Linked DNA regions of Homo sapiens: region 1 is linked to region 2. Evidence: read pairs that join two places in POLR2A ChIA-PET (ENCODE). Cell type or tissue: OCI-LY7. All regions are shown on one strand. Each heading gives the region's core, and the rest is flanking DNA. Links, peaks and the distances in the headings are about the cores only.

Evidence for each region. ChIA-PET counts read pairs that join two places held together with the same protein. Peaks named below come from ENCODE experiments on the same cell type or tissue, not always from the same donor. Only the 100,000 strongest peaks of a DNase experiment are listed, where the experiment ranks them.
Region 1: POLR2A ChIA-PET joins it to region 2 with 12 read pairs; 3 of 35 experiments call an interaction of 5 or more read pairs at or near these places.

The regions. Positions count from the first base shown.
Region 1 is chr7:21,907,400-21,922,461 of GRCh38, reverse strand. CDCA7L (cell division cycle associated 7 like) reads left to right here. Exons shown (of 10, transcript NM_018719.5): 2 at 5,568-5,708; 3 at 10,708-10,845; 4 at 13,955-14,332. Among named protein-coding and RNA genes, the nearest start is that of CDCA7L, 31 kb to the left of the region's middle. In OCI-LY7, for the core only: no CTCF peak of the experiment used is centred there; DNase peaks (open chromatin) are centred at 7,601 and 8,871; H3K27ac peaks cover 2,767 bases.
Region 2 is chr7:21,957,022-21,972,083 of GRCh38, reverse strand. No RefSeq gene overlaps it. Among named protein-coding and RNA genes, the nearest start is that of CDCA7L, 19 kb to the right of the region's middle. In OCI-LY7, for the core only: no CTCF peak of the experiment used is centred there; DNase peaks (open chromatin) are centred at 4,183, 5,603, 6,596 and 8,463; H3K4me3 peaks cover 3,698 bases; H3K27ac peaks cover 4,259 bases.

The DNA of each region.
Region 1 (15,062 bases), core at 3,850-11,849, 51 kb after region 2:
GACACACCAGACCCCTGTTCCTGCAGGGCAGTGATCAGCTGGAGTGGAGGAGTGGCCTGCCTTCCCTGATATATGTGTTCAGCCTACCAGTCAGCACCATCCCATATTGTCCTACAGCTGACCTACTGCCCTGTTACCCACCTGCTTGGCCCCAAAGCCTGTTGAGTTGGCATAATGTATTTCAGAGAAAAGCTCTCAGGTAATCTGTATGGCTTATAAGGGAAACCTGCAGTCCTTTCTGAAAGGGGAGCTGTGAATATGACTGCTTTGTAGAAAGATGTCTTAGGATTCTGGGTGAAAATTTTTAATTCCCCTCATGTAGGAATGTCACAGAGTGTACCTTTTTGACTTAGTATTTTCCTAGTAAAATACACCTTTCTTAAGAAAATGGCTACAAAGTCAGATGCATGTAAATGCTTTCAGCAAGGGTTTGTTGATCATCTGCTTTAGGCTGGGCTCTATGTTAGGTGCCTGTGGATTCCATTCTAGTACCTGTGTTCTCATAGAATTGAATCCTGGTCCCCCATATGACTTTTGATGATATTCACACTGTTAATTCCAATAAAGACAGAGTAGACAAACAGAAACTGTACATGAAAGGAATAGCATGAAGTTGTCGATTTTTAACAAGTATTATAAATAATGAAACGGTCTTTTCACTTTCAGATGAGAATTTTCCCTTTTTTTTTTGGTTCACTAGATAGTAGTTATCCTAATTCAGAAGTTCAACTAATGTAAATATCCATTGATTGAGAAATTTTGTATTTTTGTTGTTTTCAGTTACTTGTTGTAGTTTTCTTTTTGGTGAGTCTTATGATTGGCTTTATTGTAATAGAATGGAACACAAACTTTGAAAAAAAAAAAAAAAGGTCTTGCATTTTTGTCTAGACTATGCAGCTACCCAGTGGATCGCTGCTGAATGGAACAGGAAAGTGACAGATCCTTGGGCCTAATGTATCACTGTGTTGTGGAACTGGTCATTCATTAGAAGAGGTCCCTGTGTATCCTTTCTATCAGGTCCTTCTCATATAAATCTTGCTGCCTTTGTTGCATCTGTTAGACAAATCAGTTCGTTGCATTGAGGACACTTGAATATTTTACAGTTTTTTTTTTTTTTTTGGCAAATCTTGAAGCTTGTGACTATCTGAAACTCTTTTAATACCTTTTGAAGGATCAGAGCCCTGCGTACCCCAGGAATGCACACCGTTTTTTTGAAAGTGTGCTCTTTCCTTTTGTTCCTAATCAGTAATTATAGCCCCCTAATGGTACCTCTGGAGCAGATGCAGAAGTCAAAGATGCAGAAGGAGGAATTAGCTAGTCAGACACAGGCTCGCAGCAGTGGTGGGGCTGAACACAATAGCACAGGGACTAATGCAGTTGCTGCTGGAAGCAGTTTATTCCTATCACCAACCCTCTCCATTCCTTGTATGTATTTCCATTAAATCCATAAATGGGGTGCTCCTCCTCCTTTAAACCATTTATGTTAAAAGAAGCTTCTGGGCCAGCAGGGCTGTTTGAATTTTGTAGAATGGTGAGAAGGCCAAAAGAAAAAGACTGAAATTGACACACTGTCCCTCTTAGTGCCTCTGCAGGGACTGAACTCAGTGGCTATTATGTAGCTACAACATAGGCACACTTTCATAAGTATTGTCTGTGTTTCTCTAGTCTGGGTGTTTTCCTTGCGTATTAGTTCTGAGTGCTAAACAACAACAAAAGGTGTCTTTGAAAAGATAAGGTGGCAAACATTGTTTAACATACCTCCTTGAGAAAAGTTTCAATATTTTCCCCAAGAATGATGTCAGAGTTAGGCTTTGCTAGTGCTGCACTACGTGTGGCTGGTAAAAAAATTGTTAGTGGAACTCTACTTCTGTAAGTGTTGTTCTTGTTTGTCCCTTGCAGTGATTTTATTAGATGGTGGGAAAGTGTTTGTATTAACCCTTCAGCATCACTGAACTTGGGGTATCCCATTTCTGTATTTATGTTACACTTCCTTTGATTGAACCATTATTTTCTAATTATTTTTAATCAAGAAGCATTAAAATAAGGATGAAAGTAAATAGATTAAGGATTACCAGTTTCCTAAATGGAACCTGACTAAATGTAAAATTAAGTCAACACACCCACACAGAGAATTCCACGAAGCTAAGTAGCTTTTGAATACACAACTCTGTATATGCTAGTGCAGTGGTCAAAGTGTGAGATGGAGGACCTGAGACCCTTTCACGGGTCCATGAGGGCGAATGTAATGTCATAATAATACTAAGATTATTTGCCCTTTTTGCTGTGTTGATATTTGCACTGATTGTGCAAAAGCCAAAGTGGAGAAAACTGCTGATCTTTAGCATGAATCCAGGTGGTAGCAACAAACTGTATTAGTAGTCATTGCATTCACCTCCATGCACTCAATTTAAAAAGAAAATGTCAGTTTCACATAAGAATGTTCTGATGAAACAGTAAAAATTATTAAGTCTCAACTGTTAAGGACATCTTTTTAATATACTGCATGATGAAATGGGAAGTACATGTGAAACATTTTTGCATAACCATGTACAATGATCATCTGGTTAGCTGAAGGAAAAGATCCTGTGTATAGTGAGACTATGTTCCAGGGCTAGAAAGAACTGCAAAGAAATCTTGAACTGCACTGTTTGTTGTTGGTAGTATATTGGTGGCGTCAGTTTGGCGCTATTTTGTGTTTATTGTAGATAGAGCACCACATGGATAAGTATATTAAAAATTTTGGGAATCGAGGGTTTTCCTTGTGGTGGAACGGCGATGCTAATGTGAGATGAGGGAGAGATGAGGGAGCAGAGGAAGAAGCCTCCGTGTTGGATTTGAATTCAGGGTGTCACCATGAACTTGTGATTTACCTATTTAAAATATCCTTGCTCTGTCCAAAGAGCCTACAAGCAGTGATACTTAATTAACCGAGATGCATTGTGTTCTCCGAGCTTGGTTTTTAAATGCCATTTCCCAGTGAAAGGTTTCAGGGCTCCTTGGAGAAATGGCTGATTTGAGGTCTGGGACAGGAAACATACAAGGTTAGCTTGCCATGCTTGTGTCAGAAAGCAAGGAGGTGTTGAAAGACCCTTAGTGCCATGTCAGAAAGACAGAGGATGACTTTCCAAGAAGCTCCCAATGGCCAAATTTGGGACAGTCAGCATTATGAGAGTATGGATTATAACACATTTAATAATAATTTTTAGAAATCCATGGATATACATGGTAGAAGAAAAGGGGGAGAGTGAGAGAAAGACTATATTATACAAGAATGCCAGCTACTTTGTGAAGGAGAGAGAAAATCTGAAAATTTCTCTTTTGCAGTCCCTAATGTAATAATTCATTCAAGGGTGCCCTGGCTCATGCCTGTAATCCCAGCACTTTGGGAGGCTGAGGTGAGAGGATCACTTGAGGCAAGGAATTTGAGACCAGCCTGGGTAACATAGACCCTGTCTTTATTAAAATAAAAAATATAAAAAAAAAGAATTGTCAATGGACGCTGAAACTGTTGAGCAAGATGTTATCAGGGAGGCTATTCACAGAATCTCAAGTCTCACTCTGCATATTCCTTATTAGTGACAAAGGAGAAAGGGTGTTTTTTGTTGTTGTTATTGTTTTTTGTTTTGTTTTGTTTTAAAAGCGAAGAACAAATCAGGCTGATTCCACCTTAACTTATTGACCAAACAGCAACATCACTAAAAAAAGAGACAGCCAGACCTTATGTGCTTTCCAAAGGAAGAACATAGCACTTCCTAAAAAGTAGTCTTGGCAAAAGCAAGCCAACTAGAAGTAAAGCCTCCGGATTCAACTCCCAAATTGTAAACCCAAATGAGTCTGTTAAACACCACCTTGGGGATGCAAAAAAAATAAAACTTCAGACTTGGACAGACTCCACAGTCAAGTGACCCAGCTTCTTCAAAAATAAACTGCAAGAGAAAAGAGATAAAGGAGTGATGAGAAGGGATTTAAGAGCCATGTTGATCAGTGTGAACCTTATTTGGATCATGATGCAGATAAACTAAGTTTTTAAAAAATGAGGCAGAAGAACTGTGAATACAGACTGCACATTTGATGATGATACAGAGTGACATGATACTATGTCTACAGTTGCCTCACAATAATTTAGAAGAAGGGGAGTTGGGTCGGGATCCAGGGGAAGCACAGTTAGCCTTGGGCAGATAATTACGGGGAGGATCAATGTGTGCTCATTACAATATCTTCCCATCTACTTTTGAAATATCTTTGAAAGTTTTTATAATGAAAAATTTTTTAAAAATTACTAATTAATAGTGGGATAACTTGACATTTTGTGCCCCCTTATGCAATGCATTGAGGAGTACATGTCACCTATGTAGAATGGTGACAAAAATACATAACCTGAATCTAATCATGAGGAAACACTCAGATAAGCTCAGAATACATGACATTCTACAAGGCAGTTGTCATGGTCTATCTAAAAAGAAAGTCAGTGTTGTGAAAAACAACAAAAAACAGTGTCATAAAAATCAAATAGAACAGTTGCAGATATTAAAATATAGAGTTACAGTAAATCGTACTATTGAATTAATGTTAATTATTTTCGGTACAATTATGGTTTTGTGGTTCTATGGGAGAATGTCCTTATCCGTGGGAGATATGTGCTGAATTATATTCGGGCCAATCAATACAATGTTTGCAAATTACTTTAATCAATGTGTGGGAATATATGGATTAGGTTGGCTCATATTAAATTGCTATTTTCCTAAGTTAAAAACAGCCAAATATCAGCAAATGCCCATGGTTCAACCTAATATTTGTTGAAACAGAGAAAGAAAGCAAATGCAGTGACCAATAATGGGTCTAGATAAAGAATCAACAGGTGTTTGTACTATTTTTTCACATTTCTGTGTGTTTGAACTTTTTTAAAACAAAGAATTGGGAGAAAATAGTCAACTTACAAAAATGAACTCCAGCAGATACATATTTGTGGATTAAGTGTGCTGACATTGTTCTCTCTGGGATCAATTATCCCCTAATAGCATTTGAATTCTGTTAGAATTAATCCCCAGCTACTTAAGTTGACTTACAATATAGAAAAGAAGAAAAGCTACTTATTTCATTGTATGAACTTTCTACTTTCTGAATCAGCCTATGACAAAGAAGAGAAAAATAAATAGTGTAGGTGAACATTAAGAAAAGTGCTTAATGATATTTTATGGCATCTTTTTTATGTAGATGACATTTAAAGATGCATCCACTGTAGGAGAAAAAAGAGATCATTGGTTCTTAGAAACAATTTTTCTTTTTGTCAAGAGATCAAACATGTCTTCTCTCTGGCCTGGTTTTAACATTCTCTGTAAAATAGGGTGTATATCTAGAATTTTAAGTTTTATCTCCCCCACCCACCCCACACCTTATTTTGCCATGAGTTCTTAGCTGAAGAGTGTTTTGCTGAGGGTTACTGGGGACTTCTGGGCAACCGTGGCAGTTGGATGAAGTGATGAGATCTCTCCTCCCCTCCAGAAAATGTCCCTAAGTGATTAGCAAGAACCCCTGGTTTAATCCTGCCTCTTTTGAATCCAAAACAGATCCCTAAAGAAGTGGCTGACATCTTTAACGCCCCCAGTGATGATGAAGAGTTTGTTGGCTTCCGAGATGATGTTCCCATGGAAACCCTCTCGTCAGAGGAGAGCTGCGATAGTTTTGACTCACTAGAGTCAGGGAAACAGGTATGGATGATTCCTTCCAAGCAGATGTGTTCATCTGGAGGCCTGAATCTTGGTTTGGATGTTCTTTTATTTGAACATGGTGTGAGATTGGTGATATCAGTTCATTGTCTAGCATTTTATTTTAGAAACATTATGTCTGTGTCTTCCTGTTTTAAAAAACTGGTGAGAGAACCTCGTTCACTTTGCTGTGTTAATCCTTCCCTGTACCATAATTCTTTTTTTTTTTTTTTTTTTTTTTTAAATAAAGGGACCTCACATGATCAAGTGCATTTTCTTGGCTGCCTTGGGGCTGTAACCTGTGGCGAGGCTGTGTTCAGGGTCTTCCCACAGAGGCGAGGCTGCGGCGAGGCATGAGGGATTGTGTGGTTACGGGGAGACAATTACACCTCTGTGGTCCCGTGGTGCAATTCTGTTGGCATGTCCTCTTGGAATTGCTGGGGAGAGCCTTATTCTTGCGTTAATTACTTTGATCTCTAGCACTCACAAGTTAGAGTTCTCTGACAGGTAGATTCCTGGAGGTTCACATTGTGTCCTAGTAGTAGAATGGCCAAAATCTCTACCCTTCAGTGGCATTTTCTTCTGAGTTAATTGTGGCACTCAAAATTCCTCATTCTGCCTTGACCATGGCCTCTCCAAAAAGGCAGCAAATTAAACCCACTTTGCTTCCACTGGGCAAGTCCAGGAAGGGAAGCAGTTAATTATATGTAAGTGAAGTGCCTGCTTAATTACGTGGGCCACTGTAAGTTCTGGCCTGGTGGGAGCTGTGCTTTCTGAGATCTCTGGAGGCTCCCTGGTCTCTGTCGTCCTCATCTCATTTGGCATCTCCACAGCAGTTGACCCCACCAGTAGACCTCCTTCTAACCACCTGGGTTTCTTCCTCTCTGTTACACCTTTTGCTCTTTGTTATTATTATTTTCTTTCTTTCCAAGATGGAGTATCATTGTGTCACCCAGGCTGGAGTGCAGTGGCATGATCTTGGCTCACTGCAACTTCTGCCTCCCGGGTTCAAGCAATTTTCCCAGCCTCAGCCTCCCGAGTAGCTGGGATTACAGGCTCCCACCACCACGCCTGGCTAATTTGTGTGTGTGTGTGTGTTTTTTTTTTTTTTTTTTTTTTTTAGTAGTGATGGGGTTTTGCCATATTGGCCAGGCTGGTCTCAAACTCCCGACCTCAGGTGATCTGCCCGCCTTGGCCTCCGAAAGTGCTGGAATTAGAGGCGTGAGCCACTGTACCTGGCCTGCTTTTTGTTACTGTCACTTGTTTTCCCTGTTCGTGTCCCTAAATGCAGATGTTCTCTAAGGGTTTGTCTTCAGTCTTCTCACTTAGTGAATCTTGTCTGTTGTCCTGCTTTGAGCTGTTACTGTATTCTTTTGTGGAGCTTGTCTTCTCTCTCCAGCCCCAGGTGGTTTCTGACTACCAGTTGGACTGGTCCTGGTTGCTAAGGGAGATCTGAAACTCACTTCTCCTTCCCTTGGTTGTCTTTCTGGCTTCCCCCTTTCCCCATCTTGATTTCCATCTTTTGTTCTTGGCCTTCCCTCCCCTCTTCCATCTCCTTGACTCCCGTCCAGGAGTTGATGAAACTTCTGCTGTGTTCCTGGTGTCCATCCTTCCCTTCCCTCTGCAGCTGCCGTAGCCCTCGTAGCTCTTACCCGAATGCTCATCCCTTCCTACTAGGATCTGTTATAGGATTGACCTCCGGTCAGCTCCTCCCTTAGCCCTCCATCTGAGCACAGTCAGGCGGTGGGGAGAGCAGAGCCTGTTGGATCCACCTTGAGGAGCATTTGAGCAAGGCAGAACATGTCTAAAGGGCCGAGCACAGAGCCTGGCAGGCACCGGGCATTAAGAAACAGAACAGCTGCTTCTGCTGCTATGATGACTCCTTTTGTAGTCAGGTGTGTTCTCCCCAGGGAGGACAGTGTGCCAACTGCTTTTCATACAGATACTGCATTTAATCCACAGACCTCCCTGGGAAGCTGCAGTTTTGCAAGTGATGAAACTGACGTTCAGGAAGGTGTAATGACTTGCCCAAGGCCCCACATCTGGGAAGTACCAAGCTGGGATGTTCCAAATCCAGGGCCACCACTTCTCAGCCTCTTACCCCGCCGGGTCTCTTTCCTACCTGCTATGCTGCAGGGCACAGGAACTGAACTGACACTCTCATTATCCACTGTTCTGCCCTTTCTGCCCACTGGTCCATGCTGTTCCTGCCTATCTGTGCTCTCACCATTTTTCTAGCCTCTACCGTGGCTCACATCCAGTTATGCTACTTCTTCCATGAAGTCTTACTGGATTTTCTTTCCCTCCGTGTGCCATATTGCTTTGTATCCCTTAGAGCACTGACCCTCACCAGGGTTATTCGTGGACCTGTCTGCCTCCCTGTTAGATTATAAACTCCTTAAGAAGGGGAGACCTCATACTTGAATGGTGCTTTCTAGCTTCCCTGGCTCTGACTTTTCGTCCTCATGTATTGTTCCTTTCCTCTGATTTCAAGCATCCAACACCCCACCTGACTGTATACAGTGAGCACGGGGGGTGTTGTTTGCTGGGTGCAGTTGAAATGGGGTGCTTGTCTGGCTGTCTGGTTCAACAGGCCATTGCTCTCTGGTCTGTTTCTTCCATGTCACATGGACTTCAAAATAAGTTTATCCACCTATGTTAGCTTCTCCTCTGATGTGTTATTTGCTTATGGTCCTGATCATGGTAGATGACCAAGGCCTATAGCATAGCACCCAGTATTGATTTTGAAGATGAATGAACCAGTGCCAGAGAGCAATCAGCAGTGCCAGGGTTTCTAACTCAGAATGCAGTGGAGCAGTGTGGAGTGGAGATTGGCATCATACAGACCCACATGGAAAACAGTACTTACACACTTTGGAGTAAGGAAACTAAAGCACAGGCCTCAGTTCAGGACAATGGTAAGTTGTTTTTCTCTATCAGGACTGACCATCAAAGATGGTAATCTCTCCCAAGATGCCCATTGCCCTGGGAGGCCAGCACACAGGATCAAAATAGCCAGAAAAACTGGAAGATGGGAACTCATAGCTTCAAGGCTTGCCCTGTTCCCTTCAGGCCCTAGGCAGGGGCTTTAGGTAGTTGATGAAATTTGCACACAGAAATACCACTCTAAATTAGCCTGCAGGGGCTGGCCCAAGGCTCTGTGAGCCAGATGTTTCTTGCACTGAGAGGCCTCAGGTGCATGGTGGGTTTCCTTAGCAGCAGCTGTGTACCATTCTTCCTTAATAATCAAGCCCTGGCTGCTTCTCTACCCCGACCCCACAGGCTCATGATCCATTTTAACCAATAGAGAGAAGCTGCATGAACTTGCACACAGTATGTGTATGCTAACTCTGGTCTCCCTTAAACACGATTTGAATTTCACTTTAAAGAAACTTCCCTTTTGTGTGTGCAATTTTTTTTCTCAAGCAGCTGCACTACAGCTATCAACAAAGGAACAAAGTAATTCAGCTCTGAGCAAACTCACTCCAATTACCCATAATAATTCATAGGAGACATTTTTAAGCTTACAGAATGCTAGATGTAGGCATTTCTTTCTGTGTGCCCCTGTAAGTTTTTCCACTTGTCTATTATATCTATCTTTCCCCAGAGATATATGAGCTCAAAGAAGTATATAATTAAAGGCGGGGAAACGCAGTGGGGTAGATACAGATTCCCCGCCAAGTGTGGTGTTACAAGGGGTCATTGCTATATCAGAGATGGGGGGAAGAGACGTCAGAGGAAACTGGGGACAGACTCTAGTCTTGATGAGGTGTGGCGGGCTTGCAGGGGGCTGGTCTCGTGGGTCTCCCTTTGGCCTGCAGTTTGTTATTTCCTCTTTCTTTCAAGTATACTATTAAGAGAGTTGGGTTTCCATCTTTGCACTATTTCAAAAGAAAAAGTATTAGAAAATGCCTTTTCTTAAAGAGTCACATTGCATCTTTCCTTCTGCTCACTTGCCACCTAGCCATGGTTGTTCACCTCTCACCTCCTGCACGAGAGAAATTCCTGGGGGTGACCTTGAATGAGCTTTCCATCAGGCCCCCATGGTGTCTGCTCATGGAGCAAGTCTAGGCTCTCTGGTGGTGGGCGGTGGGGGCTGAGAGAGGCCCCAGCCTTTTCCTACAGAGAAGCTCGCTGTTGGTGAATGGGAGGCATGCTCACCCACTTGGAGGAGACTCCGGCTTTGAAAGGCTGTTGGAAAGGGAAGCCAACACGTGGGAGGGAGCCAGGTTTTCTCCTCATATCTTCTTTCCATGTGTTTTGGTTCTATGTGAAAGCAGACGTGTCTGGTTGCCAGCTTTGGCAGGAGAAGCTGAATTCCATGAGCACTTACCAGTCACATTAGAAGCTGATTGAGACTACACCCAATTTTTAAAAATTGTCTGTCTTGTAGGTCTGAATTTTGTAAGCTTTAGAAAATGTGTATATATGTAATATATACGTGTACGTATGCGGGTTTTTTTGAGAGAGGGTCTCACTCTGTCACCCGGCTGGAGTGCAATGGTGTGATCTTGGCTGCAACGCAGGCTGGAGTGCATTGGTGTGCAGCTCACTGCAGCCTCGACCTCCCAGGGTTGGGTAATCCTCCCACCTTAGCCTCCCAAGTAGCTGGGACTACAGGTACATGCCACCAGACCCAGCTAATTTTTGTATTTTTTGCAGAGATGAGGTCTCACTATGTTGCTCAGGCTGGTCTTGAACTCCTGAGTTCAAGTGATCTGCCTGCCTCGGTCTCCCAAAGTGCTGGGATTACAGGGTGAGCCACTGTACCCGGCCAGTGTTTTTTTTTTTTTGTGGTAAAATACACATAACATGAAGTATATCATTTCAGCTGTTTTTGATGTGTACAGTTCAGTGCATTAAGTACATTCACATTGTTGTCCATCCATTTTCGTCATCTCCATCAGAAGCTCTGTACCCGTTCAGTAGCTCCTCATTCTACCCTTCCCTGGTAACCTCTATTCTACTTTCCGTCTCTGATGTATGTGTGTCTTTAATTTAGCAGGATGTGCGCTTTCATTCCAAATACTTCACAGAAGAGCTAAGAAGAATTTTTATAGAGGACACTGACTCAGAGACTGAGGATTTTGCAGGATTTACGCAGAGTGATCTGAATGGAAAGACTAACCCAGAAGTAATGGTAATAATTACAACAGGAAGGGATGTGGGTGGTAACGTTTTTAATCCTGTTTCTGAAAGAGTTTTACTTGTAAGCAGTCACTTCACAAGTGAAAAGATTTTTCTTACATATTTATCTTACAAGCAATTAACATAACCTAAAAAAATTGCTCCTGGAAGGCTAATCCCTGGTCCACCAGTCCATTATTCTCTTAGAGAAAATCCATTCATCTTCTCCTCGTGCCTTAGGGGGTTTTTGGGGATGTGTCCCAGGCGTCCTTTATTGTCCTTCTCAAAGAATTTATCTCTCTTGGCCAGGCACGGTGGCTCATACCTGTAATCCCAGCACTTTGGGAGGCCGAGGCGGGTGGACCTGAGGTCAGGAGTTCAAGACCAGCCTCACCGATATGGTGAAACCCCATCTCTCCTCAAAATACAAAAATTAGCCGGGCGTGGTGGCGGGCACCTGTAATCCAAGCTACTCGGGAGGCGGAGGCAGGAGGATTTCTTGAAGCCGGGAGGCAGAGGTTGCAGTGAGCTGAGATTGAGCCACTGCACTCCAGCCTGGGTGACAGAGCGAGACTCCATCTCAAAAAAAAAAAAAAAAAAAAAAAAAAAAAAAAAAAAAAAAATTATCTCAAGAGTTCCTTAAACCTCTTTTATCTAAAAGTTTATCTTAGATGACAACTTTCTTGAGATACTTTCTTACTGTGTGTGAAGTGACAGTTTTTGGTTTGAAGTTAATTTGGCAAAAATTTGGCTGTGGTACAAACTTGGTGTTCCCCATGCATTGTGGATTTGGATTTGTCATGCTTTTTAGTGTTAAAGATGACCCAGGCCTGCCTGGATTCTGGAGGGAAGTCTACTCTCAGCACTTCCTATGAACAGACTTGTTAGTTATTTGTTTGTTTTATCCTGCACAGTTAGGCTAGTTTACTGCCCACTCGTGTTTGAACCTGAAGGTAACTTTAAGGCACAGCCTTCGGATTTAAGTGCAGAAATGTTTTCTGCTAAAAATAGCATACATTTATGCAAAAAATAAACATGCTACTATCTTCTTCAGTATGAAGATGGAACGTAGAGTTTACGCCTCTTCACAGCCAGAAGCTGCTAAAGACTAACTTTTGGCAGAGACTGTGTAGAGGTATAAATAAGCCGTGACTCCTAGCCTGCCATGTCCCTCACTTGTCCTAGGAGAGAATGTAGAGCATAAAAGCCCGCATGGTAGGCTGCTTCGTTTGATAGTGATTTTTTGCTATGAGTAGCAACATAGAGCTGTGCCAGCCTGGAGGCCCCAGGTCTCCTTTGGCTTTCTTTGCAGAAGCTGTTTGTGTGGCAGTTCCATCAGTTCTGGCCAGCAAGTCCCTAGCTTCTTGCCAGCACGATATTAAGATGCTTCTAAAACCCTAATGGGCATCATCAGTTAGCAATGTACTTATTTTCTGTTCTTTAGTGAAGTGATGTCTGGTTATTCGAAGCATTTGCATTTCTAGTGAGAGAAAGTGAATTACCCCAGAAGTCTTCCCTCCCACCTGCCCCCAAGTCTATGGACTGTGTGATGTAGTTACATAGATCATGATATAGCTTACAGTTCAGCACAGGCCCTTGCAAATTTTATTTTAGAATCCAGTGAGAAGAAAAGCATTGTTGCCTCCCAGCCCACCCTCCTGCCCACCCCTGTGGGAACTGGCGAACCTATCTTTCTTGATAATGGGACATTGCTGTAACTTGGTTTCCAGGGGTCTGCTGGCCGGATGCGAAATAACCACATCCATGTACTACACTTGTGCTCTTCTCTTGGGTCTGATTCTGGGCTGCTGTGTACCATTTGTTCTTTCCTTCCTTCAGGCCTCTGTAGTGAGCTGTTCCACATCTGGTAAAGAGAGGCCTGTCGATGATGAGGATGGTAGATAAATGGATCAAAACTGAAGTTCTTCCCTGACAGTGTCCCCTGAAATTGGGTTCCTTTGCAGTACACCATTTTGAATTCTGAAGCTATTAATATGGGAAGTTCAGGGTATTAAAAAATAGATAAATCAGTGCCATATAGTCTTACTCCTCACTTGGCTTGGTGTGGATATACCAGGGTTGGCAGTTATCTGCGTTTTTTTTCTCCCTGTGTCTTATTTCTAACTTTAGTCCAACGAGAGTTTGGGGTTGATGGTCGTCACCGGGGAGGAAGCAGAGTCCCTGAACTGATCCTGGGTCCGTATCGGTGCCATTCCGTGTTCTTGGTAGATTTTCAGAATTCCCAGATAATGGTTCCCAAAGTTTTCTAGCTTCTGGTCATGGAAGGATGCCCAGAAGACGTCCTAGATCTTACATACTTAAACCTGTCTCTGTACCACTGCTAAGAGTCCCGTCACATCCAAGCTGTCACCTAGGTGATGTATCCCTGTTACTGCCTTCCATATTTACTGTGTTCTCACTTGTAAAACAGAGCAATGTTTGAATGCTGGAGACCTCTGCCATGTGGAATTTGAAAATGTCGGGTGAGGATTTCTTGAGTTGACTGAGTGGTGTTTTGCTACAACCTGTAGAGCTTTGTGACCTGGTTTCACCTCATGGCTCTGAGGGTTCCAGAGAAGGGAAAGGTGCCCCTTGACTGAGGACGCAGTGGCAGGTCATCTGCCTGTCCTGGGTCACTGCCCTGAGGTGCAGTCAGCTCTCCCGCCCTGTTATTCAGGAGTCTGGTTCCTGCTATTTAGAGGAGACCAGTCAGCATTTTTCCCCCGTTGCGTCCTTTCCTGTCTGAAGATCACATCTGTCATGCTGCTGTCTCTCCTTTTCTGTGACTGTCTCTCCTCTTGCTGGTGCTCCCTGGTTGTCCCACGGTGGAGGAACCCACCCTGTCAGTGTTTTGCTTACAGCCCTCATGCTCTGAATGGAACCCATTTCTGTCGCGGGTATGATGGTGCACAGTTCAGTAGTAGGTTGCCTGCTCTCTGATTTTATTCATCAACCAATTTCTTGCACATTTAAAGGAAATTCAGAGGGAACTCATAATATGAAGGGGAAGCTTTTCATTTTTCATGTTTTTTCTCATAATGCTGTCAGTTGTTTTAAATGCATGTCTTTTTTGTGGGTCTGTAACAGTGTCTTTGTGCTTTTTCTTGCTCTTATTTTATTAGGTCGTGGAGTCAGATTTGAGTGATGATGGCAAAGCATCTTTGGTGAGCGAGGAAGAGGAAGATGAAGAAGAAGATAAGGCTACCCCTAGAAGAAGCAGGTCTAGAAGAAGTAGTATTGGTCTTCGAGTAGCCTTTCAGTTCCCCACCAAGAAGCTGGCCAACAAACCAGATAAAAACAGTTCTTCCGAGCAGTTGTTTTCTAGCGCACGCTTACAGAATGAGAAAAAAACAATTCTTGAAAGAAAGAAAGACTGTAGACAGGTGATACAAAGGGAAGATTCTACCTCTGAGTCTGAGGATGACTCTCGGGATGAGAGCCAGGAGAGTTCAGATGCTTTGCTGAAAAGGACCATGAACATCAAGGAGAACAAAGCCATGGTGAGGCTTCACGGAGGGCGTCCTGGGAGTTGGCACCAGGCTCTGGCAGCAGTTGCTGGGCTCCCAGAACCACTTTGCTCCTACAGCTGCTGCTGTTGCTTTGGCTTCTGTCAAGAAAATATACTCTGGGTATTGTGTATCCTTTTACTTTTCCAGAACCCAGAGCAACTATTACATGATCAGCTCTGGTTTGGGAACAGAAAGAGATTCCCCAGCACCATTTTTAGCCCCTACATGGTGCCATAATGCTGCTTACTGTTGACCAAGCTAAGTTCTAAGTATATAGTTGTGTTGGGGATGAGAGGGGCTGAACAACTAGCCCGTTCCCAGCAGAGTAAAGCAGGGGAAGTGGGATGTCACCAAGTCCACTGAGAAGTTGCAAGGAGCAGGTTGGGCAGGTAGCTTTTCACCACAGAACCACTCTTCTATGGTGACCAGCACTGGTTCTGAGACTTCTGAAGGAATGGAAGAGGTCTAGGAATTAAAACAACCTCAACAGTGTTAATTCACTCTACATTGTCTTCATTAGAACAATGAATGGAACCAGGTGAAATCTTTGTTACATATATTTGGTTTTTCTGTATATAATCAATTACTGTTAATCTGATCATTGTAGAGAATCATTGTTTGCTTCATAATTGTTTATCTACAGTTTTTTTTTAAATAGTTCTACCACTTATCCCTTTTAGCATTTTGGTAATTTTTTAATCTTTTCCTTTTAAAAAAAGAA
Region 2 (15,062 bases), core at 2,531-10,530:
CCAATTGGCACACACTTCCTCCCCTCTGAGGTCCATAAAAGCCCTGGGCTCAGCTAGAGCAGGGCAGAGGACAGCCAGAGGACAAAGAGAGCAGAGGTTGGAGGGATGAAGAGACGACCGGCTGCAGAAAGGAGTGGCCTCTCAGCTGATAGCTGGAGACGATGGGATGACCAGCTACAGAGAGGAATACCCTCTCCACTGAGAGCAGCAGCTGCAGCAGAGAGGTGCAGAGAAATCAAATGTCCTGCCTGCAGAGAGGAGCCACCCTCTCCAGGGCCTTGTTTCTGCTGACAGCTGAACACTCGAAGGAGGACCTGCCTACAGAGAGGAGCTATCCACCCCTCTGAGCTGTTCTAACACTAAATGAAGCTCTTCTTCTTTACCCCTCGCTTGTCTGCATACCTCTTTCTTCCTGGACACAGGACAAGAACTCAGGCAAAGACACTGTGGCCACAGTTTCCACCCAGAAAAATTGACACCCCAGAGATCCTGTAACACTAATACTACAATAATTACTCTACATAATATGTTTTGGTCTTTGGTAGGGTAAGTCTCCTCTTTTATAGTTCTTTTCAATTCCTGAAGTCTCTTCTCACATATAAATTTTACAATTTAGGCCAGGTCCAGTGGTTCATGCCTGTAATCCCAGCACTTTGGGTGGTTGAAGTAGGAGGATTGCTCAAGGCCAGGTGTTTGAGACCAGCCCAGGCAACAGAGCAAGACCTCGTCGCTACAACAAATATTAAAATATTAGCCAGGTATGATGGCTGAGGAGCCTCAGCTACTCGAGAAGCTGAGGTGGGAGGGTGGCTTGAGCCCAGGAGGTTGAGGCTACAGTGAGCTATGATCACCACTGCACTCTGGCCACTCCAGAGAGGAGGCCCTGGAGAGGGTGGCTTCTCTGCAGGCAAATCATTCACATGTCTCTGCAGGTCTCTGAAGCTCTCCGCTGTGGCTGCTACTCTCAGTGGAGCAAGATCTTGTCTCAAAAAAAAAAAAAAAAAAAAAAAAATATATATATATATATACACACACACACACACACATATACACACACGTATGTGTATATATATATGTATATACATAATTTGTCAATTGGCACACAGAATTTTGCTGTATTTTTAATTATGGTTATTTTACTTTACACATTAAATACGGGATTTTGAAGAATGGAGTTTTTTCATTCATCAATATAGTATATCTGTCCCTTTATTCAGATCTTTTACATATTTCAGTAACATGTTATTTTTGTCATATACTTCATTTATTTATAATGGTTCATCATGTAGAGGCATCTAATAACACATTTCAGTTTTCCAACAGCTCTTTTGATTTTGAAGATAGGCTATGTGACACAACCACTTGGCATTCTTTTGGGCCATGTTTTCTATTGTTGACTGGTAGAATGTGTACCCTAGATGGAATAACATTAGGTTCAAGGTCCTAAGTAATTAAGATTTGCCCTGTATAGTGCTAGCTGCAAAGCCTCTGAAATAAGAAACAAAATTCCAAATCCAAAGAGACACTGGCTTCGTTCAGAGCACAGCGGACTCCTCTTGCTCTGTGGACAGGGGCCTGATATAGTCCATCTGCCAGCAGCGGGGAGTGCATATGCATTTGATTGTGCCTGATTATATTTGCTTTGTCCGTGTTCTGTACCACCCTTTTGGTCTTCAGAGATACAAAGAGATCTACCTCAGCATGACCTGTAGCCTGCCATGCCCTGACACCCTATGAACCCACTTGACATTCTGCAGGTTGATTAATAAAACATTCATTGTTATGTACTATTCAAACTTGACCTTGATAGGCCCCCATTTTCCCCCAAGTAACTGTCGAACTCAAATGCAGTCTGTTTTATACTACTCAGTTGTCCATGTCCACTTGACCTTATTGGACCTTTGGAAGTTATCCAAGAGTTGGTATGAACCTGTGCCAGATGGTCCAGAATCATGGCTGGCCACACTTTGGCCTATAGGCTGATTGTCTTCTGTTCTTCCCACTTAGGTGCTGCAAAGTTGGGCCACAGAGAAGCAGCTTTCCATTGACAGCCTAAGGCTATCAGTAAACCAAGCAAAGGCTATCAGTCTAAGGCTATCAGTAAACAAAGCTGTGGCTTGTAACTATTAAAAAAGAATCTCAGCCAGGCCCTGTGGCTCATGCCTTTAATTCCAGCACTTTGGGAGGCCAAGGTGGGTGGATCACTTGAGCCCAGAAGTTCAGGACCATCCTGGGCAACATGGTAAGACCCACATCTCTATAAAACATACAGAAATTAGCTGAGCGTGGTGGCATGTGCCTGTGGTCCCAGCTACTTGGGAGGCTGAGGTGGGAGGATCGCTTAAGCCTGAGAGGTCTAAGCTGTAGTGAACCATGACTGTATCACTGCACTCCAGCTTGGGAGACAGAGCAAGACCCTGTCCTCCTCAAAACAAAACAAAACAAAACAAAACAAACAAACAAAAAAGAAAGAATGTCAGAGGTATAGCCCATTGATCCACAAATGGAGACCACCGTTTGGATTTCATGAGAGGATTTCATGATGAGAGCATCATCTCTGAGCTCTGCTGGGCCTTATTCAAGAGCCTGGTTCTCTCTACCTAGGACTCCCATTTGGCTTGTTCATGACTTCCTGGCAGCTCCTTCTTATGTGAAAGTTGCTCTGACATACCCAAGACATGATTGTAAACAGTGAGGAGAGTAATAAAATGCCCATCAGTAGTTAGTGTGAGCTCAAATGAAGCTTAGTAATAATCACCACAATGAAAATATTGAAGGCTTACTCTGTGCCAGGTGCTGTTGTGTTTTATGTACGTTAACTCACAAAATTCTCACAACTACCTCTATCATTATTCTAACTTTAAAGATTATCAAATTGAGGTACAGAGGGCTTAAGAAACTGGCCGAAGGTAACACAGCCAGTAAGTGCCAAAGGTAGAATTTAAACCCAAGCCAGCTGGCTCCTGCGTCTTTAGATCTAAACACTTTCCTCCTTCCAGATTTAATGCAAATTGTGAATATCAGCTTCTGGAAGACACTGGGGTCAAAGCCAGTGCTACGCTGCCCACTCTCAGGCTAAGAAGTTGCAGCTGATGCCCCAAGCTTCATAGGATCACGTGGTTTGGCTCCCACAGTACAGCTCCTGTCATGGCCTTTTGGGAATACCCTACAGCAGCTTCTACTCAGTTCCCCAAGCAATCAGTCAGTCTTCTTTCCAACCTGGAGGACAGGACCCAAAACAATCCATGATCATGGGATACAACTTTGCCAAAATCTTAATGGCCTTACCAGGTGATGGGCTTATTGCATGGGTTTGGGCAGAATCAGGACCAAAAACTTATTCTATTTTTTTTTTTTTTAAGATGGAGTCTCGCTTCGTCATCCTGGCTGGAGTGCAGTGGCACAGTCTCGGCTCCCTGCAGCCTCCGCCTCCCAGGTTCAAGTGATTCTCCTGTCTCAGCCTCCTGAGTAGCTGGGACCACAGGCATGCACCATCACACCCAGCTTATTTTTGTGTTTTTAGTAGAGACAGGATTTTACCAGGTTGGTCGGGCTGGTCTCAAACTCCTGACCACAGGTGATCCACCCATCTTGGCCTCCCAAAGTGCTGGGATGACAGGCATGAGCCACCGCACCCGGCCCTAATAACTTATTCTTGACTGCATGTCCCTCTTATGTTGTTCCCCAGTGTAGGGCTGACATCCATTGAGCACAGAAGGCTGGGGCCTATGATACTTCAGGGCCTAAAAAAGTTTTAATTTTGTCTAAAATCAGAAGAAAAAAATGGATATAATAATAATGAACCCAGCCTTGATTATATTAATATTTGTCTTTATACCAACATAGTCACGACATAACATTTTTAACATAGCTTATGGAGGAAGGCACCTACAAAGGCACAAGGGTCAAGGCTCTGCAAAAGTCACCATGCAGCCCTGCCGGCGTGTATTAGTTATTTTTTGCTGAGTAACAAAAGTTATCCTAAAATTTAGTAGCTTTACACAACACACATTTATTATTTCCTGCTGTTTTTGAGGGTCGGGAGTCTGGGAGTGGCTTAGCTCGATTGTTCAGGCTCAGGTTTGTCCTAAGGTAAGGTTGCAGTCAGCTGAAGGCACTGCTGCGGGAAGATCTGCTTCTCAGCTCACTCCTGTGGTTGTCGGCCTCAATTTCCTCCTGGCTGTTGGCCAAATACTTTAATTCCTCACCGCCAAGCCTCCTCACAAGCTGCCTGGTGTGTTCACAAGGCGGCAGCCGGCTTCCCCCAAAGTGAGTGAGCCAAGAGAGGGAGAGAGACAGAGACAGAGATAGGAAAGGGAGAAGACACACAACTGACAGAAGCCAGTTTGTGCATTTGTTGCTGTTTTCGTTATTGCTTTTGCTTAACACAACAAAGCTTATTTCTCACGTCTGCCACATATATGTTGTGGGTGGCCAATGAGGTTCTGCTCATCACGGTTGCCCAGAGACCCAAGCTGATGTAAGTTCCATCTCGGCATAGGCATCCAGAACTGCAGAGCCCTGGAAAAGATGCTGAACCACATGCCGGTTTTTAAAACATTATTATTTTTTATGATTTGAAGCAATTATAGACTCACAGGAAGTTACAAAAATAGTACTGAATTTTTGATGTTCGACTTAGAAAGCAAGTTCTTCCAAATAGAAAAGTGCTTCCAAGACCCTGACCTCTGAACTCTGTTTTAAAATTCAGTTAGCTTCACCAAACCATATAGTTCCAAGGACTCCACTCTTTTTTTTTTTTTTTTTTGAGACGAAGTCTGGTTCTGTCACCCAGGCTGGACTGCAGTGGCCCTATTTTTGCTCACTGCAATCTCCACCTCCCGGGTTCAAGAAATTGTCCTTGGCTGGGCCCGGTGGCTTACGCCTGTAATCCTAGCACTTTGGGAGGCTGAGGCGGGTGGATCACGAGGTCAGGAGATCGAGACCATCCTGGCTAACACGGTGAAACCCTGTCTGTACGAAAAATACAAAAAAAAATTAGCTGGGCGTGGTGGCGGGTGCCTGTAGTCCCAGCTACTCGGGAGGCTGAGGCAGGAGAATGGCATGAACCCGGGAGGTGGAGCTTTCAGTGAGCCAACATCGCTCCACTGCACTCCAGCCTGCGCGATAGAGCGAGACTCCATCTCAAAACAAACAAACAAACAAACAAACAAACAACAAACGAACAAAGAAATTCTCCTGCCTCAGCCTCCGGAGTAGCTGGAATTACAGGAGCATACCACCACGCCCAGCTAATGTTTGTATTTTTAGCAGAGATGGGATTTCACCAAATTGGCCAAGCTGGTCTTGAACTCCTGACCTCAGGTGATCCGCCCACCTCGGCCTCCCAGAGTGCTGGGATTACAGGCATGAGCCACCGCGCCTGGTCTCTCTCTCTCTTTTTTTTTTTCTGAAGCTACAGGTTCAAATATGAAAAGAGGAAGATTGTTTCATAAACATTAAAACAGAAATCCTTCTTAAAAGTAATAGTGTGACATATTTGTAAATACACATGAAAAAGGCCTGGGCAGACACATACCTTTGATTCAAGATCCCCTCTGGGTGTTTGTGTGTGAGGGAGTGGGGGGTTGGGGAGGAGGTGACAGAGGTAAAGAGGAACTGTAACGTTGTCTTACACTTTGAGTAAGTTCATGCAAATGTCTTTGTGTGCTATATGTGTAACTAAATTTTTTAAGAAAATATAGAGAAGTCATTAAAACTTTCATTTTTTCATCCTAATCTAACTTCCTCTTTTTTTGATCAATCATGCAGGTAGAGTCACATCAATTAAAAAATTTTTAGGTCCATTCTCACTGTAACTACATCAAAAACATCAACAATTATCTAATTTCTGCCTGGAAGTCTCCATTCAGAAGTCTAATGGGGGCCTGAGGAGCCCTCAGCCCCTAGATCTTTCCTAATATCATGGCCCAGGTTTCAGATATTGGCGTTCACTCAAGGTACTTGGTCCAAACTTTAAGCTTCCCCCTCACTTCAAGGATCCTTGGCTACTTGGCTGTGTGCTTCTGGGAAACCAGGGAACTATATCTGGGGTAACTCTGCCCTCAGCTCAGATCTCTTTAACTACCGAGCAGGACCAGTTGGAGTTAGGAGAAAACTGGGTAAATTCCATTAACACAATTCCTTCAGTGGCACAAAGTCTAGCCTGTCTCTACACAGGGGTCCTCAGCATTTTTTTCTTCAGCTTCCAGATGTTCCTTCCAAATATAACTGAGGGGAGGTGGGGGCTGGGGGTGAGGCCAACCCCAGTGATGACACCAAATACAACATTTAGTGACTAAGGGGAGGGTGCACACACACACACACACACTCTTACCAATTTATGTTCCAAAGTCTTAACAGAAAGGAAGTGGCCATACGGGATAAGGGCAGATACAGATAAGATAATCTTATTTTAGGGCAGTTTCCCTTAATCCTTGAAATCCTCTAAGGGGAATGTGAAGTAACCAGAGACATTGACAATATCTGGTGAGAGGTCTGGGACAACTGGGAAGCCTCATTCTGTGCTTTACTGCTGACCTTGTTACATCACTCCTGAGGAAGAACTTGCCTAAATGCAGTGCTCAATGCTTCTATTTAAGGAAGTGTTTTAAGACCTTGGGCTTTCCTATGTCTTAAACCAAGCTGAGCATCTGGAAGGTCTCTCTGTCACTGGAGGGAAAAAGCAGTCAATGGTGGGGTGTTCTGAATCAGTATCCCTGCCTTCAGCTTCCTCGGGCTCAGGAAAGTCCACAGCCTGAACAGCATTTGCTCTTGTTTGTGTCCAGTGGTTCTTTATCTTTTCTCTCTTTTTGTCATCATCAGTCTTGTCAGAACTTTGTAGAAATTAGGTGTCTTTCCAAAGAATTGGCTTGGTTTTTTATATTGCTTTTACTCTTCACTTTGTTAGGAGTTATTTTTAATCCTTATTATTTCCTTGGAATTCATTCTGAAATGGGACAGTTCCCTAGCCCCCGTTCGCATGACATATGACAAGGGTGTGGCTCTCTGTTCGGCCACCATGAGCTCAAACCCCTTATGCGAGGAGGAGCACACAGTGGGGCGGGTGCTCGAGCCAGGGCTAGCACTTTGGGCTCCGGCCCCATGGTATCATCTAGGGGTGACTCTCGAAGCCCGTGGGCATGTTACAGTGTCGCTTTTTTAGCTTTGCTGTCCACAGATGGCTTAAGTGTTAACCTGTTCAGTGCCCTCTTGGTACCCAGGTCCTTGTCCGGAGTCCAGGAAGAATCAGGTCACACACGGGCTTGAAGAGTGAATGCGGGGGTTTTACTGAGGGTTGAAGGTGGGATGGATGGAGAGCTGGAAGGGGGATGGAGTAGAAGATGCTCTTCCTCTGGAGTTTGGCTGTCCAGTGGCCAATCTTTTCTCTGATAGTCCCAGCTGAACTCCTCTCGGTGTTCAACATTCCTTCTCTTCTCTCCTTCTCTGTTGCGCTCTTCTGCTGTTTGTCTGTTTGTTTTCTCCTGGAGCTGGGGGTTTGGGGTTAATATGGGTACAAGATAGGGGGTGTGGCAGGCCAAAAGGCAACATTTTGGGCTTGAAAACAGGAATGTCTGTACCCATTTAGGGCCACCGGTTTCCAGGCTTGAGGGTAGGGTCTTTGCCGGGGAACTACCCTCTTCTACCCAGTATTTGCCTGTCTCCTGTCTGTATCAATTCTATTGTTTTTTTCTTAACCTTCAGATTAATGATTAGCTCATTTGTTTTAAATATGTATTGTATCCTAACAGATGCATTTAAAGTTTTACATTTTCCACAAGTTCGTCTTTAGCTGCATCCCCCAGGTTGTGACTGGAAATACTTTGAATGTTTTTGGTGCTATTTCATATTTTTTATTTTATTTCCTTTGAAATTATAAGTTAGTCAGAAATAAGTTTTTTATTTTAAGAATCTGTTTTTGGTTTCTTTTTCCTTCTGTTGTTGATTTCTTTTTTCTTCATTGAGACTAGAGAACGTGATAATTGTGATTCTGAGTCTTTGCAAATAACTGATACTTCCTTTATTCCTACTGAATTTTAAAATGTTTTAGGATATGCATATCCTATATGTGCACCTACGTGTATTTTAGATTCTTCCTAATAGTTTGTAAGCTTGATCAAAAACTTCCGAGAGTTGGATAGATTTAAAATTTCTCACACTAGCTTTATGGATATGTCAGTTTCTGTATTAGGCTGTTCTTGCATTGCTACAGAGAAATACCTGAGACTGCATAGTTTATTTTAAAAAGGAGACTTAATTGGCTCTTGTTTCTATCAATAACTCCCCAGCAATGTGTCTTCACCCAGGCAGCAGCAGTTACTTCCCAAAGAGGCAGCGGAATCTAGCTTGGGTTTTTCCCACCCTTGTAAAACCAGCTGTATTGGGCCCACCTCAGAGACATCAGCATCAGCTGAGCAGCATGGCCCTTCGGGGTGTGTGTGTTTCATTTCTGCAGGCCCTCTTCACAGCACCTGTGGATAATGGTAACCTCTTCCCCTCCTTCTACCCCAGCCCTAGGGTTGCTGGCTGCTTCCTGCAGTTGTCCTCTCTGTGATATCGTAGTGTTCTCTTTTTACTCTTTGCTACCTTGTTCTTTTTATATTTGTAGCTAATAATTCTTCATAATCAATCCTCTCTATTCAAATAACTGGCATGGTTCCTATCTCTTGCCTGGACTCAGACTGACACGGGTTGTGAAGATGTCACGAAATGAAACTCCTGGATGTTGAAACTAATAAGAATGAGGATAGGAAAAAGGGCGAAGAGCATGACAGTGCTTCAGAGGAGAAGGTCATCACGAATGTCAGGGATAGAGCACTAGAAGAAGAGGGACATTAGATGCAAAAGTCTGGCATATTTTGTATACTTAAATATTTAATCTGACATTTTCCTATCTATGATTCAGGCTCAAAAGTGACTACACTTAAAATCCATCAAGTTGTTTTCATAGCTACACTTGAATGACACCTTTCCCTTCCACCTAGTAAGAATTACAAGCTAACTTCAAGTCTCCAAGTCAGTGTTTCTCAAAGTATAGTCTGAGGACCATTGACATCTAAATTCACTAGAGCAGGGGTCCCCAACCCGGTACTAGTCCATGGCGTGTTAGGAACCGGCCGCACAGCAGGAGGTGAGTAGCAGGCGAGCAAGCAAAGCTTCATCTGTAAATATTTACAGATGTAAACATGGGCTGTATTTATAACTGCTCCCCATCGCTCGCATTACCGCCTGAGCTGTGCCTCCTCCTGTCAGATCTGCAGTGGTATTAGATTCTCACAGGAGCACGAACTCTACTGTGAACTGCACATGTGAGGGATCTAGATTATGAGCTCCTTATGAGGCTCTAATGCCTGATGATCTGTCACTGTCTCCCATCACCCCCAGATAGGACCATCTATTTGCAGGAAAATAAGCTCAAGGCGCCCAGTGACTCTACATTATGGTTAGTTGTATAATTATTTCATTATATATCACAATGTAATAATAATATAAATAAAGTGCACACTAAATGTGATGTGCTTGAATCATCCCAAAACCACCCTCAACCCATCCGTGGAAAAATTGTCTTCCATGAAACCAGTCCCTGGTGCCACAAAGGTTGGGGACTGCTGCACTAGGGTGCTTATTAAATGTGCAGAATCCTGGACTACACAGCAGATAAGAAGACCCAAAACTAAGGAGTTTCCCAAATAGCATGGTTTTGGGATGGCTGGTCACACTAATGCCAGACCTATTGAATCTGAATCTTAAAAGGTAGGGCAGATCCCTACATTTTGAACAAGTGCCTCTGGTGAGTTTCAGGCATAATAATATTTGGGAACCACTACTCTTGGTGTCCCTGGACTTGACAATCTGTGTGGTCTTCTTTTCTTCTGGGCTTTATGCTACCTTTAAATTGGGAGGCATTCCCTGGCCAGGACGGAGTGTCCCACTTGCTTGTCATGGGAACATTGTGGAAATCCTAGCAATAGTTTCTGCTGCTAGTAATGAGATCTTGAGGATAAAAAGCGAATGAATCACACTTCTTTATGGTCTCTTCCCTTGGTTCTTAGAATGAGATGTACCATTAATGTTGTTTCATGGTAGTAGAGGGAAGCAAACTCCACTTCCATCCTCTCAGGGTCCCAGCTGGGCCTGAGAATTAAATTGACATAAGATAAATTAACAGGAGAAAAGCACACAAATCTATTTAACACAAGTTTTATGTGACAGGGGAGTCCTCATAAGGAAAAGAAGACCTGAAGTTATAGTCAATCACTTACATGACGAAGTGGACAAAGAACAGTGAAGTGTGAAATAAGACAAGGCACAGAGACTTGGGCTAAGGTAGTTAATTGGGTGGAGAAGTGACTAGGAAGATAAGAGTTAGTTTAACAAGGTTTGTGGCCGGGTGCGGTGGCTCACACCTGTAATCCCAGCACTTTGGGAGGCCAAGGTAGGCAGATCACCTGAGGTCAGGGGTTCAAGACCAGCCTGGCCAACATGGTGTAACCCCTTCTCTACCAATAATACAAAAATTAGCCGGGCGTGGTGGCTCATGCCTGTAATCCCAGCTACTCAGGGAGCTGAGGTAGGAGAATTGCTTGAACCCGGAAGGCGGAGGTTGCAGTCAGCCGAGATCACACAATTGCACTCCAGCCTGGGCAACAAGAGTGAAACTCTGTCTCAAAAATAAATAAATAAATAAAAAATAAACAAGATTTGCTTGTACAGATTTTCCTTGGCTTCAATTTTCCGTCTTTGGTAAGGATGCTGCTTTCTTTCCAGGGTAGAGACGCCATCTTCCACATGGGAATTTCATCTCTGGCTTTTAAGAAATAGCATGAAGGTCAGAGTGATGTTCGTGTACCTGCTATGTATTTTTTTTTAAGTGCCTTTAACTTAAAACAGTGAATATGCCAGAGCAGCATATTTTGGTGTGACATATTCTAAACTCCTTTAATAGTGTGGGCTGGCTGACTGTACCAGGGGCCTTTTTCCCTGTGTGTGACCGGTACATATTTGATGTATTAGTCAGCTTGGACTGCCTTAACAAAATACCATTGACTGAGTGGCTTAAATAACAGAAACTTATTCTTTCACATTTCTGGAGGTTGAAGTCCAAGATCAAGGTGTTGGCCAATTGGGTTTCTGATGGGGGCTCTCTTCCTGGCTTGTAGATGGCCACCTTCTCACTGTGTCCTCACATGGTGGGGGGTGGGGGTGGGAAATGGTGGGAGGGGGAGAGAGAGAGAGAGAGAGAGAGAATCTTTTCCTGTTCTTATAAGGCCACAGTCCTATCAGCTTAGGTTCCCACCCTCATGACTTTATTTAACACTAATTGTCTCTTAAAAGGCCTGTCTCCAGATACAGTCACATTGTTTGGGCTTCAACATATGATTTAGGCATGGGGTGGCAGGGGCACAGTCCAGTGACTCTAATTCACAATTCATACAAGCATTCATAATATCCAACAAAAATGTACGAGTGTGCAGTTGCCCCATACAACAGTGCCACAATGAAAACATATAAAATGCTTATTCATTCAACCCTGTAAGAAGCACTACATTGTTCGTCCATGTTTAAAACAACTACATCTGTGAACCACTATCTAACATTCTAAATAATGTCCAGGTGCCAGATGTTGTGGTCATCAAGAAGAAGGGGAGAAGGCACACGAGACAGAAAGGTTGGAGAGGCATTTTGCTCTTTACCAGAGCCTAAAGCTAAAGTGAGAAGCGTTTAGAAAATGCAAGCATTTTAAATGGCAGTGTTATTCAACATTGTACTAGGAATTCTAGCTATTGTAATAGGGCAAGAGAAAGAAATAAAACACCGTTTGGAAAGGAGAAAATAAAATTGCCTCTATTTGAAGATGAGATGATTGTTTACTTAGAAAATACCAAGGATTGCTGGGTGTGGTGGCTCATGCACGTAATCTCAGCACTTTGGGAGGCCAAGGTGGGCAGATCATGAGCTCAGGAATTCGAGACCAGCCTGGCCAACATGATGAAACCCTGTCTCTACTAAAGATACAAAAAAATTAGCCAGGTGTGGTGGCATGCACCTGTAATCCCAGCTACTTGGGAGGCTGAAGCAGGAGAATCCCTTGAACCTAGGAGGTGGAGGTTGCAGTGAGCTGAGATTGCACCACTGCACTCCAGCCTGGGCAACAGAGCAAGACTCCATCTCAAAAAAAAAAAAAAAAAAAGAAAAGAAAATACCAAGGACTCTCCAAAAAAACTTCAGGGCTAAGTTCAGTTAGGTCATGGGATAAAAGATTAACATACAAAAATGAACTGTATTTCTATATAGTAAGAATGAATGAGTGGAAACTGAAATTAAAAACGCTTTATAGGCCAAACATGCTGGCTCGCACCAGTAATCTTAGCACTTACCATCCTGGGCAACATGGCAAAATCCTGTCTCTACAAAAAAATACAAAAATCAGCCAGGTGTGGTGATGCATACCTGTTGTCCTCCCAGCTACCCAAGAGGTTGAGGTGGAAGGATTACTTGAGCCCAGGAAGTTGAGGCTGCAGTGAGCCATGTTCATGCCACTGTACTGCAGCCTGAGTAACAGAGTGAGACCTTGCGTCAAAAGAAAAAAAAAAGAAACTACTTATAATACTATTGTAAAAGTACCACTTACAATTGCTCCAAAGAAAATAAATACTTAGGTATATACTTAAAGAGCATATACAACATGTATACTGAAAATTATAAAATGCTGCTTTAAAAAATTAAAGAGGATGTCTTAGTCCATTTGTGTTGCTATAAAGGAATACCTGAGGCTGGCTAATTTATAAAGAAAAGAGGTTTAATTGGCTTATGATTCTGCTGAGTAGATTGGGCATCTGGTGAAAACCTGTCTGCTTCCACGCATGGTGAAAGGCAGAAGGGTGTGCAGAGATCACACAGCAAGAGAGGAAGCAAGAGACAGCAGGAGAGGTGCCAGGCTCTTTTTAACAATCAGCTCTAGCAGAAACAAATAGAGTGAGAACTTGCTCATTACCACAAGGACACCACCATTCATGAGGCATCTACCCCTCTGAGGCAAACACCTCCCATTAGGCCACACCTCCAACACTGGGAATCAAATTTTATTTTATTATTTATTTATTTATTTATTTATTTATTTATTTATTTATTTTTGAGATAGAGTCTCGCTCTGTCACCCTGGTTCAATCTCGGCTCACTGCAACCTCCGCCTCCCAGGTTCAAGTGATTCTCTTTCCCTCAGCCTCCTGAGTAACTGGGATTACAGGTGCCTTCCACCACACTCAGCTAATTTTTGTATTTTTAGTAGAGACAGGGTTTTACCATGTTGACCAGGCTGGTCTTGAACTCCTATCCTGCCCTCAGGTGATCCACCCACCTCAGCCTCCCAAAGTGCTGGGATTACAGGCTTGAGCCACTGCGCCCAACCGGAATCAAATTTTTTCTTTTTTTTGAGACAGAGTCTCGCTGTTTCGCCCAGGCCGGAGTGCAGTGGCGCTATCTTGGTTCACTGCAAGCTCCGCCTCCCGGGTTCACACCATTCTCCTGCCTCAGCCTCCCAAGTAGCTGGGACTACAGGCGCCGGCCACCACGCCCGGCTAATTTTTTGTATTTTCAGTAGAGACGGGGTTTCACCGTGTTAGCCAGGATCGTCTCGATCTCCTGACCTCATGATCCGCCCACCTCGGCCTCCCAAAGTGCTGGGATTACAGGCGTGAGCCACTGCGCCCGGCCGGAATCAAATTTTAACATGAGGTTTGGAGGGGTCATATATCCAAACCAATAGCAGAAGACATAAATTAACATACATACCTTGTTTATAAATTACAAGAATCAACATAATAGAGATATAAATACTCTGCCAATTGATCTGTAGACATAATACAATTACTATCAAAATTCCAGTGGACACAAGCAAACTTATTCTAAAATTTATATGGAAAGGCAGAGGCCCTAGAGTAACTAAAACAATCTTGACAAAGGTGAATTGAGTGGGAGGGCTCTATCTGATGTTAAGGCCTAGCTACACAGCTGTAGTAATGAGATAGTGTGATGTTGGTGGAGAGAGACACACAGATCAATGTGCCAGAACAGAGAACCCAGAAGTAGACCCACATAGATATGCTCAACTGATTTTTGACAAAGATGCTGATATGGTTTGGATTTATGTTCCCACCCAAATCTCATGTCGAATTATAATCCGCAATGTTGGAAGTGGGGCCTGGTGGAAGGTGACTGGATCATGGAGGTGGATTTCCTCCTTTGGTGCTGTTCTCATGAGATCTGGTTGTTTAAAAGTGTGTAGCACTGGCTGGGTGCTGTGGCTCATGCCTGTAATCCCAGCGCTTTGGGAGGCCGAGGCAAGCAGATCACAAGGTCAGGAATTCGAGACTGGCCTGACCAACATGGTGAAACCCCATCTCTACTAAAAATACAAAAATCAGCCGGGCATGGTGGCGGGTGCCTGTAATCCCAGCTACTTGGGAGGCTGAAGCAGAAGAATCACTTGAAACCAGAAAGCGGAGGTTGCAGTGAGCCAAGATCGTGCCAATGCACTCCAGTCTGGGCGAAAGAGTGAAACTCCATCTCAAAAAAATAATAAAAAAAAAAAAGTGTGTAGCACCTCCCCGTCTTTCTTCCTTCTGTTATGGCCACCTAAAAACGTGCTTGCTTCCCTTTCTGCCACGGTTGTAAATTTCCTGAGGCCTTCCCAGCCATGCTTCCTGTACAGCCTGTGGAACTGTGAGCTAGTTAAACCTCTTTTCTTTATAAATTGCCCAGTTTCAGGTGTTTTTTATAGCAGTGTAAGCACAGACTAATAGAGGTACAAAACCAATTCTACAGAAGAGAGATTTTGCCTTTTCACCTAATGATGTTTACACATTTCGATGTAAGCCAAAAAAAAAAAAGCCTCAAATTAATCTCATCTTATAAAAAATTAACATAAAATGGATCATGGACTTAAATATAAAAGGTGAAATAATAAAACTCAAAAAAAAAAAAAAAAAAAGAGAAAATCTTCAGTATCTAGGTCTAGGCAAAGAGTTCATAGACTTAACACCAAAACTGGGATACTTAAAAGG